Regions from separate parts of the Homo sapiens genome. Here region 1 is linked to region 2. Evidence: chromatin loops called from intact Hi-C (ENCODE). Cell type or tissue: transverse colon. All regions are shown on one strand. Links, peaks and the distances in the headings refer to the core of each region. The heading gives the core; the rest is flanking DNA.

Evidence for each region. Hi-C counts contacts between places; a loop is a spot of excess contacts. Peaks named below come from ENCODE experiments on the same cell type or tissue, not always from the same donor. Only the 100,000 strongest peaks of a DNase experiment are listed, where the experiment ranks them.
Region 1: it touches region 2 in a loop (27-fold over the local background); 27 of 110 quality-filtered maps call a loop at or near these places.

Annotation. Positions count from the first base shown.
Region 1 is chr1:115,644,869-115,650,248 of GRCh38, reverse strand. All of the region lies in intron 1 of VANGL1 (VANGL planar cell polarity protein 1), which reads right to left. Among named protein-coding and RNA genes, the nearest start is that of VANGL1, 5.6 kb to the right of the region's middle. In transverse colon, for the core only: no CTCF peak of the experiment used is centred there; a DNase peak (open chromatin) is centred at 3,081; H3K27ac peaks cover 1,752 bases.
Region 2 is chr1:115,697,337-115,702,716 of GRCh38, reverse strand. It overlaps VANGL1 (VANGL planar cell polarity protein 1), which reads right to left. Exons shown (of 8, transcript NM_138959.3): 8 at 4,496-5,380. It overlaps CASQ2 (calsequestrin 2), which reads left to right. Exons shown (of 11, transcript NM_001232.4): 11 at 1,291-2,696. The coding sequence ends at 1,476. Among named protein-coding and RNA genes, the nearest start is that of VANGL1, 58 kb to the right of the region's middle. In transverse colon, for the core only: no CTCF peak of the experiment used is centred there; no DNase peak of the experiment used is centred there.

The DNA.
Region 1 (5,380 bases), core at 171-5,170, 52 kb after region 2:
CAAACACAGCCAGTGAGATAAGTGTGAAGAAAAAACAAAGGAGCTGTAAATGCCATACCCTAACCCTCCTGGGAGGAGGCCAAGTTTCCCTGACCCCAGCAACAACACATAAGTCTGGAGGGAATCAGGTCAGCACAAATTGCCATACACCACCAATACAGCCCCCACAGCCTCTAATCCCAGTTAGGGTGTATTTACCCTTACCATTCATTCTTCCTGGGAGTCAGGTACGATCACTTCCAAGGTCTGCCACCCAGGGCCAGCCTCCTTTGTCCCTGATGCCCTGACTTACCATTTCACTTCTCCTCTGCCATCAGGAGCCCAAGGCTAGCCCTGGGGAAACCTGAGTTCTAGTCTGAGCCCAGCCACTGTTTAGTACAACCTGGGATAAGCCACTTGCTTTCTTATGCCTCAGTTTCCTCATCTGTTAAACAGGGTAAACCAACCAGCCACCGACCTCACAGGTAGATCTGAAAATATAAGCAGACACAGTTTCCAAAGGTGGGTTCCAATCTCGGGTTTTACTCACTTATTAGCTATCAGGCCCCAGTCAAAATTAGTAAACCTCTTTGAACATGTAACTGTAAAATGCAAATATCAGGGTTGCCGTGAAGACCAAATGAGCTAACAACTATGAAGGCACCCAGCGCGAGCTCCAGATGTGCTAGGTAAACGAAAGTCACTGTCTATCAGCACTCTCTTTGCGGGTTCCGAAATGCTTGTTCCTCTGTCTTTTTAATGAGAGAAATGCTTGGAAAGAAGCAGAGCAGAGTCTCTGTGCCGGCCTTCCTGCCACAAGGCTCACCTGCAGTCAGACAGAACGGAGCACACATCTCAGTCCGCTGCCTACTAACTAGCTGTACACCTGGGCAAAGCAGTTTCTCCTTGGAGCCTCAGAGACTTCCCAATCCATAAAAAGGAAGCAAGGCAGCCTATTATGGTGGGGGTTTGTGGGGGGAGGTAGCTGTAAAGATTAAATGTGAAAACACAGCAGGCCTTTTTTAAATGCTAAGTTTTGCTCCTGGACTTACCCTACTTTCCTAGAAGACTTCAAGGGCTGAGTCATCTTTTTTTCTGCCTACTGTCTCCACCATTTTCACTAGCAATTTCAATCAGCTTTCAACACCTCAGTCTCACTTCCTTTCTGCCCTGGGCTTTGCTGTTTTCTCACCTGCTTCATAACAGGCAGACGTCAACATTAGGATGTGCTTCGAAGATCTCCAGCCCTGAGTGAACTGAGATCCTCCCTGAAAGCCCCTCACCCAGCCTCTGCTGATCTGCAGATTCAAATGTCCAGTTCCCTGGCCCAGAACACCGATTTCCCACTCTCTTCTAGATTCATAATTAACCCTTCACAACTCCTACACTCTGCCTTGCAACCCATAACTCTGGATTCCCCATTCCATCCCAACTTCCAGCTACTTTTTGCTAAATGCTGCTGGAGTGTCTCAGAGGCAGGTGGCCCAGGCCCCGCAGATGTGGGCAGATCCAGCTTGGTGCTTCCTAGCTGTGACATCAGGGGGCAAATGTTTGCCTCTCTGAGCTTATCCAACCCTGCCCCATAAAAATGAGGTCATTTAATACTCTCTCTTCCCAGGGTTCTTGTGAGGATTAAATGAAACTGCAAAGGTAAAGTCTCTGGCACATGGTAACCCAAGTTTTATTCCCTTCCCCCTCTGCCAGAGGACTTCATTCCTTGTCCTCATTGAAAACTTGTGGCCATTCATTAAGACAACTCCAGGCTTGTCCCTCAAAGGAAACCATGGGTCCCAACTGCCCTCCAGGGAAAGGCTTTATCTAACTCTACCAACCACCCTAGTCTGGTTTCCCTCCCATGGTTCCTTCCTGTACTTACCAAAGGAGTGGTCTATACATGCTGTCACTCCCTCCTTCTCCACTTTCAGTCCAAATCTCCATCCACAACACTCCACTGAAACAACTCAAAGTTGGCCAAGGATTGCTATGAGCCAAGTAACATCCTTGTCCTCCTCCCCCAGTGCTTTTTATTTCATTTATTAGTCCATCCACCTCCATATTAAGTGGCACCTACAAGACCATGCTAGGCAATGCTAGGGCACAGCAATGACAAAGGCATGCTGCCTGCCCTAGCAGAGTTTCTCTGCAGCTGGCTAGCCTCCAATTTGATGCCGCTTATGTTACTACTTCTCCTCTAACACTCCCTCTCCTCTCCCCTCATCACGTTATCCCTTGACATTCAAAACTCTTCTCAGTCTTCTCCATCCACAGATTTCCTATGGCAGAAGCTCCTTGAACACAGCAACTACGTCTTACCTCCACCCAGGATATTTTGAACATAGCAGGTACCCAACAAATACTTACTGAAAGACTAAATCCCAAGTGCACATTTCCTACTGAGATTCCTCTTGCTCCCCTTGGGAATACCATCATCCCTCTCATAGGTGCTCTCCAGTATCCTGTCCTGTTCTTCCCAATTCCTCAGCTAAAGCAATACCCTCATCCTAAGGATCTAACCCTGTGCCACCTTCAACACCCTCTCTGATCCTCCCTTCACTCTACTGATTCACAGCCACCCACTTCCTCCAGGCTCCACCTACACAGGGCTAGACCACTACAAAGCCTCCAGGTGTCCTCACCAGCCTATACACAGCTCAGGCCCCTTCTAAGTCATACCGTTTCTAATAGTTACCAACTCTTATCCTATCCAAGATCTGAGTGAGGACTAAGAGGATGCAATAAGAGGCAAACTAATAAAATCCGAAGTGAACTTATTTTAAAAGAGTCTGAGCCAAGGTAAGAACTTCAACAGACTTAATGGAAAAGGATATCCTGAAGCTTACCACTGCAATGATATATCTATGAGATAGTTCCCTTGCATACACAAGAAATTAACCAAACTCATGATAAGGTCAGAAGGAATCCCTTATCAGAAAAGACAATAAAGCAATGAAAAGGAATCAGGTTCCCAGGGTAATACACTGATAGGCTGTCACAGCAGCATGAATAGGACAGTCATATAAAGGTGGGAATATGGCTCCTAGAACCTGGAACTGTCTATCATACTGACCCCTGACATGACTCATATTGTGTTTGGCCCAGGCTGGGCAGCAGCCAGAGTGACCTTTTAAATTACAATGCAGACGTCACTTCCCTGTTTAAAACCTTTCCGTGGTGTCCCACTGCACTTTAAATAAAATACAAAAATCTTTCATTTGGTATGCAATGTCCTGCCCGACGCTCTAGCTCCCTCCTCCTTCTCTAGCCCCAGCTCCTTTAAGGTAGAGTCTTAGGGCTTTGGCAGAGCCCAGTATATCTGTTGGTACTCACCCTTTACATGCCCTGTTTTGCCAAATTCCTACTCATCACTCCTTAATTTAAATACTGCTCCTTTCAAGAGGCCTTTCCTGATCCTTCAATCTCAGTCAGGCTCTTCTCTAGTACCCTGTACTCTTCCTTTCTATCCAACTTCCAGTGATACATTTGTTTGTGTGATCACTTATTGTCTAGTTTCTTCACAGGCTGTAAGCTCCATGAGGGCAGAGGCACTTTCATGACTGCCTGTCTTTCCAGCTCCTAGGACATTATGGGTACCCTATAAATGTCTGCTGAATGAAGGGTTTTGTGGCAGATCTTAGGACATGAGGCCATAGATTCATTGTGGAAGAAACTTTAGAAATTATCTATTTTAAATCCTTAGTTTTAGAGGTGGCAAAAAAAAAGATGCAGATATTAGATAGAGGCGTGATACCAGAACTATCAAAAAAAAAAAAAAAAAAGCTATACTACTGGCTCGCATGGCAGTCCCACTCAGGGGCAGAGTTCGTATGCCAGACACACTGAGTAAAAATCAGCAGCAGCCTCTTTCAGCCACTGCCCAAGAGCATCTTGCCTCACCGGTCACCCACCCCTTAAGAGTGTATTGCTTGGCACTGCTTGGGTAGGGGCTGGAGGCAAATATTAGGACACGGCCAGGCTCATTGAACCACATTGCATGCAGGCAAGGTCAACAATGGGAGATAGGTGCACAGAGTGCTTCTAAGTGGCAGTGTCCTAAATTCTGGACTTCCTAGGCAAAAATGTCAGAAAGAACCTCCTTCACCACCCTTTATCAAAAGCAAAATGAAGATAATCAGCCTCAAACAGAATTCTCTCCTAAAGTCATGTTCACTCATATAAAAATCCTACTACTTAATATGAAAACACAGTGTTTAGCAAATCGTATGAAGGAAATAATATGTTATGATAATGACAGTGGTAAACATAAGCTAACCTTCGCAAAAAGGAAATTATAAAAACATCAACAGCTCTGCCTAGAGCTATTAAGTAATTAAGGGAGCTCTGGTTTGGAAAGTTACTTTGTAAGGGTTACAGAGACACGCACTGAATTTAAAGAGAGATTTTGCTTCCTATGCAGTAAGTAGATCTATTTCCAAGGAAAAGTGGTGTCTGGTACAACCATGCTTATATATGCTGTGTATATTATTCTGAATATTTGATTTTTACATAGAATTCTGCAGAGATTATGCTATTAATTATTATTTATATTATGTCTTGAAGCTAACATTCTTCTTAGGGGTACCCATTCTTAATTAAATGGCACTCAAGGGGAAAGTGACAATTGAAATAATTTTGTTTAGAGTCAACTATTCTTCTAGAGAGTAGCAATGAGCCCAAATTGTGGGTGAAGAGCATTCAAATCCTGGCTCTAGTACTTAGCTGTGTGACCTCAGAACAAGTTACTTAACTGCTCTCTGCCTCAGTTTCCCTAACTGTAACAACAGATTTTATTTTACTTATATTATAGATCTGTGGTAGGTATTAAATGAGATAATTCATAAAAATTATTAGAACAGTGCCTAGCACGTGGTAGGCACTCACAGCTGTCAACTACTACTAGTATTCACTAGAGTAAAATTCCTTCAGTTAGGAAGAACTGAAGGGGTTGTATGGCATATAACTTCTGTATCATTTTCACTGAACTTATACACATTTTTCTGGTCTCTGCTACCACCTTTAACTGCTACTATTAGCTATAGCTGAGTAACAAGTGATTTCTATTCTGTTTCTTACAGGCCTCTATTTACCATCCCCAGGTTGGAAGCAAATGTCAGAGAGACCAGAGGAAACCGTGTGTGTTTTAGTGGGTTTATTTGGAGGGGCATGGGCTGGAAAGGAGCGGGCAGAGATGCAGGGCAAATCTATAAAACATTTTGAACTTGTGGCCTATAAACCACCAAACATCATGCAGGTCACTGATGTGAGGATCTGCTGGGCTTATGGCATTTGTGACAAACCCAATGATTCTTTTATTACAACAGCTTATAAATGAATGATTCTGGGTCATTATTTACAAGGAAAGAAAATGTCAACTTTGTTTTACTTGTTTCGCCAATGATTTCAA
Region 2 (5,380 bases), core at 181-5,180:
ACATTTTCTTGCCTATGGGGCCAGCCTTTCCTGAATCACTGATTTGGAACTTTCCCTTCAAGTAAACTCTCCTGTATTTACCCCCAAAGTCAAACAGCAAACAAAAAGGTCTCTTTACAAAAGGGAACCCACACCAGGAGCCATCACTGCACAATGGGTGATGGGGCCGTTGTGGCCTAGAATCCCAGGCAGGCAACTACTCTACAGGCAGGAGACCAGGCCTGCAGAAGGGAAGGAAGAAAATCATATGCGAGTAAGGGGCTTCTCCTCAGAGTTCAGGCATTGTTGAACCGAGGGTGGGACAGGCTAGTGAGGTACACTGGCAGAATGCGAGGAAATCTTAGATCTCAGTCCATACATCTCATACAACTCCACCATCATAAAACTCAAGTGGGGACAGATACAATCAGGCAAACAGTGGACAGAAAGGGATGATCACAGAGGATTATTAGAGCCATACTTAATTAAGATAGAATCTCTTAAGAATGGGGGCCAAGCCAGGCGTGGTGGCTCATGCCTGTAATCCCAGCACTTTGGGAGGCTGAGATGGGTGGATCACCTGAGGTCAGGAGTTCAAGACCAGCTGGCCAACATGGTGAAACCCCATCTCTACTAAAAATACAAAAATTAGCCAGGCATGGTCATGGGTGCCTGTAACACCAGTTACTTGGGAGGCTGAGGCAAGAGAATCGCTTGAACCCAGGAGGCGGAGGTTGCAGTGAGCCAAGACCATGCCATTGCACTCCAGCCTGGGCAACAAGAGCAAAACTCCATCTCAAAAAAAAAATAAAAAAGAATGGGGGCCAGTTAGCAATGTCTTTCTCCCCTGTTGATAGGTGTTCAATCACCTAGGGAACTCTACATTCATTTATTTTGTAAGCTACTTTAAAATTAATAATAATACATTACTTTTAAAACATGCTCAAGTGAAAACATTTTAAAACAGAACAGTAGATTAGAAGGTCAAAGTAAAAAGTATTTCCTACTCCCCTGACCCAACCCCTAGTCTCATTCCTGGAGGGAACCACTGGTGGTTGTTGCATGGGTATATTACCAGAAATGTCATATATATTCCACTGGGCAATGGAATACACATTTCCTTTTATGCAACACAAACAGTATACTACACATACCGTTTTGCCGTTTGGCATTTCCATTTAACAATGTGCACGTTCCTAATAAGTGTAAGAGAGTCGGGGGGCACTCAGCATAGCTATTCAGCACGGCTATCCCTGGTCTGGTTCAGCCCTCATGCATTTACCCACTCATTCATTTTGTCCCTCACTGCAGGCTGACAGTGTCTGGATGGAGATTCCAGATGATGACGATCTTCCAACTGCTGAGGAGCTGGAGGACTGGATTGAGGATGTGCTTTCTGGAAAGATAAACACTGAAGATGATGATGAAGATGATGATGATGATGATAATTCTGATGAAGAGGATAATGATGACAGTGATGACGATGATGATGAATAGCCCAACTCCAAACAATTCTGATGAAAACAAAATCACAGCACCCACTACCATACAGACAGCACAAGGTGGCAGCAAGCAATTCTGCCCCACACCCAGCCAGCTCCTTTCCCTTTTCCATCATCTCTTTTCCCACTCCCTTTGCGTCAGGAGCAGCATCATTCAGCAAATGCCTTTTCAAATGCAGCAATCCCACTTAGCAGGGACAGGAGAAAAATTATTCCCATGTTGACTGTCTTGACTGTCACGGAACAGATCTTGTTCTTTGCTGGACCATCAAGGGTCATGGCAGTGCCTGAACATGGCAGTCTAGGGTGAACAATCCCCTAACACAAGTTTACTTGTCTTTGATTATGACAGTAACAAAATTGACAGCTTTCTAACTCACAGGCATAGAGTGACCTTTTAATCAGAGCCCAGGGAAGACACATGATTAATGATTTAGCTCCCTCCATACCTCGAACATCAGTTGGGATCCCTCCTCCAGCCAAGATGATCCTTCTTAGAGAAGGCTCAGCCTTGGAAGCAAACTTATAAATCATATTCTCATGGCTTTGTTAAACTTATTTCAAGTGATGGTCATTCATATCACTATGAACTTGGATATTCAAGCCTTTGGATGGCTATGGAGAGGGCTTGAAATGTGTACAGGTGTCACCATCATTTCTAGTATATTAGGAAACTGGGATGGGAGGTTGATTTGCTCTCTAAACTTCCCTCTAGTTGGCAAGTCTCACATATTCATCAGCAGGAGTGGAGGGTGGGGGAAAACTAGAAAGATGAAAACTTTTACATTTTTCTGATGGGTTCATGTCTCTGATTGGGTCAGCTGGCTTCCTAGCCTAAGCTGGGATCTGAATACCCCTTCTCTGTAGCTGCTAGTGAGCCTTCCCATTTAGATTAAAGATTGCTTTATCCAGCAGTCAATTAACTCTCCAGTTATCAGTACTCCCACAATTGGCCAGGGCAACAATAATTGGAGTTCATACTGATGCCCTGAGGCACTGAAAAAAAAAAAAATCCCAAAGTGCCTTCTGAGCTGTCTAAAAGTTACATTGTGCTTGGTAGATTTAGTGTTAAGTGTGCAGTATAATTTTCTAATTTATTTTCTCAATCTTTTAGCACATGTGTAAGACACTGTGCAAATTTTTTGAAAATAGAGCAATACTTTTTGTGGAATACTAGCTAACTAATTCTGTCATTAAACTCATATTTTGAAAATATTCAGACAATGTTGAAAATCCTATCTTGATTTTTCTGACTCTGCTCATTCTCATCTGGCTCCAGTCCTACCTCCTTATTTCTTCTCTATTTTCCTTTCTAGCCCCTCTTCCTCTGCCTGCTCTTTGAATGATGGTGTTTCACAGCATCTCAACTCTACATACTCTTCCAAAATGATGTCATCGTGCCCATCAATACTATCCATGTGCTAATTACCTCCAAATATGAGTCTCTAACCTTGACTCCTTGCCTTATTTTTAGACACATTCATTCAACTGCCTCTGGATATCTTGACTTGTTGTTGTACAAGCACTTCAGACTCAACACAACAAAACCTGAACTCATTGCCTTCTCCCCTAAACATCTTCTCCTCTTCATGGAGTCCTAGTTTGGGTGGGTGATAGCACCATTTATCCAATTGTCTAGGTGACCTGAAGGTGCCCCTTCCCCCCTGTGATTTGTGCATCCCTGGATCATGTCACTTATCATTTAAGGTATAACATATATTTGCATGTCTGTCCTTTCACTAAATTGCAGGCTCCTTAGAGGCAAGGAATTTATCTTAGAATCCCTAGCACTTAGCGCTTTGCCCATCACAAAGTAGATACTCATTTATTGAGTTGGTGGATGAATAATTGATTAACTAGAATACCTATAATTCCCCAGCACTATTGGGTAACAGAGCTTACAAGGTGTCTTAGTCTGTTTTTATTGATATAAAGGAATAACTAAGAGTGGGTTATTTATGAAGAAAAAATATTTATTTCGCTCACAATTCTGCTGGCTGCAATACTGGGCATCAGGTGAAAGCCTTGGCTGCTTCCATTCATGGCAGAAGGTAAAGGAAAACCAGTGTGTGCAGAGATCACATGGTGAGAGAGGAAGCATGAGAGAGAGGAGGTGCCAGCCTCTAACAACCAGCTCTCCAGGGAACTAACAGAGCGAGTACCCACTCACACCCCACTTCCTCCAGAGAGGGCATTCATCTATTCATGAAAGATCCATCCCATGACCCAAGTTCTCAAGTTCTTAAATCACTCCCTTTAGACCCTACCTCTCAATACTGCCGCACTGGGGATTAAATTTCAACAGGGGATTTGGTGGGAACAAATATCCAAATGATAGCACAAAGTGTATTAGCAGGGTTTACTTATGTAGATATAAATTGTGTACATTTTGCTTAATGGCCCAAAGAAACAGCTTATCAATAATCTAACCAATGAATATCTTTGAGTCAATTGCTTTCTCTAATTTCTGTCCATGCAATAGCTAAGAATTTGATTGTGTGCTGTCAAAATTCTACCACTGAGGTTAGCGGAAAACAGGCTTCATATTTCTTTGCAAATAATCAAATTTCCTTTAAATAGACCTATCTAAAATCAGTTGATAATTTAACTTGAATTCCCAAGCCACTCAGGAAAATAATCCAATATTCACCTCCCACATCAACCCAAAGTCTGTTACTTTTCTGTCTTCTTATTTGACTCAAATACCTTTCCACTTGCTGGTTTACTCAAAAGATCTGTTTCATCTCCATGTTTTAGAGCCTGAGGATTTCATTTTTAGTTATCTATTCAAAACATTTTCTTCACTGTAAAATGATTGACAACTAGTAGTTTTTGTTACAATGGTAATTCTACTTTCCCAATCCATCACAATTGTCTTGGTTTTTATAGAAATATGACAGGTTGTCTTGAAATTCTGAAGGTCTCAAAATTATGCGAGAGTGAAAAATGTCCCTGAAAAAGTAAGCAACTTTTTAGATTGAAATAATCACATGAAGAAAAGAAACAAGACACAATTTGATATTTCAGTTTATTTTCCAAGTTTACAGTATAAAAAATGTGATGTGTAAAACATTTTACAGTTAATTGGGATGAGGGGGGGATTATACTGGAGGACCCAAAAAGGAACAAAATAACTTGGGTGACAGGTACACTATTCCATCAGAGACACTAACTCTGTTACTGACATCACAATGAGAAGAAGTTTCATAGCATAAACCTTATGAATGTAAGTAAATGGACCTGTACAGATGGTTGCTGGTAGTGTCATTCATTCATTTACATGCTTGCAAATGTGTCAAAAGAGCCCACTACCCAGTTTATGCAGGAACTCACTCAGGCCTTGTCATACACATATGGTGACCATGAGCAGAGGCTGGTTGGCAAAACTGCCCCTCCTGGTTACAATGTACAGTATTAACTAATCAGAAAGAACAAAAAAGGTCCCTGACCACATTTTTACACAAACCGTTATGACTCTGTCAGGTAAAGACAGGTGGTTTCATCTCTGAACTTTCTAAATTGGTGCTGGACTTGAAATCAGGAAATGTAAAGTCCTTCTAACCAAAGCAATTATCAAATAATCTCCTCTCAAATAAGACCTGCCTGGCCCAGGCCTCTCTGGTTCTCTCAGTAGCATTTCTGTTGAGGAAGGGGTCATCTATAATGTGAGTTAAATCACTGAGCCAGTATCTGCCCCCACCCTCATCTTTGCTGGCATCCTGCACTCTATGCAATAGTTATGGCCATAAATGACTGTTGGAAATCAAATTTGGCTAATCACGCCATAACTTAGGGGTCCCAGAGGAGTTTGCCATTTAATTAAAGCCTACCGTAAACTATTATAAAAATAAATTATTGCCATAGTTTAGATTTTTGTATGTTCCCTTTTTAAAGAATGA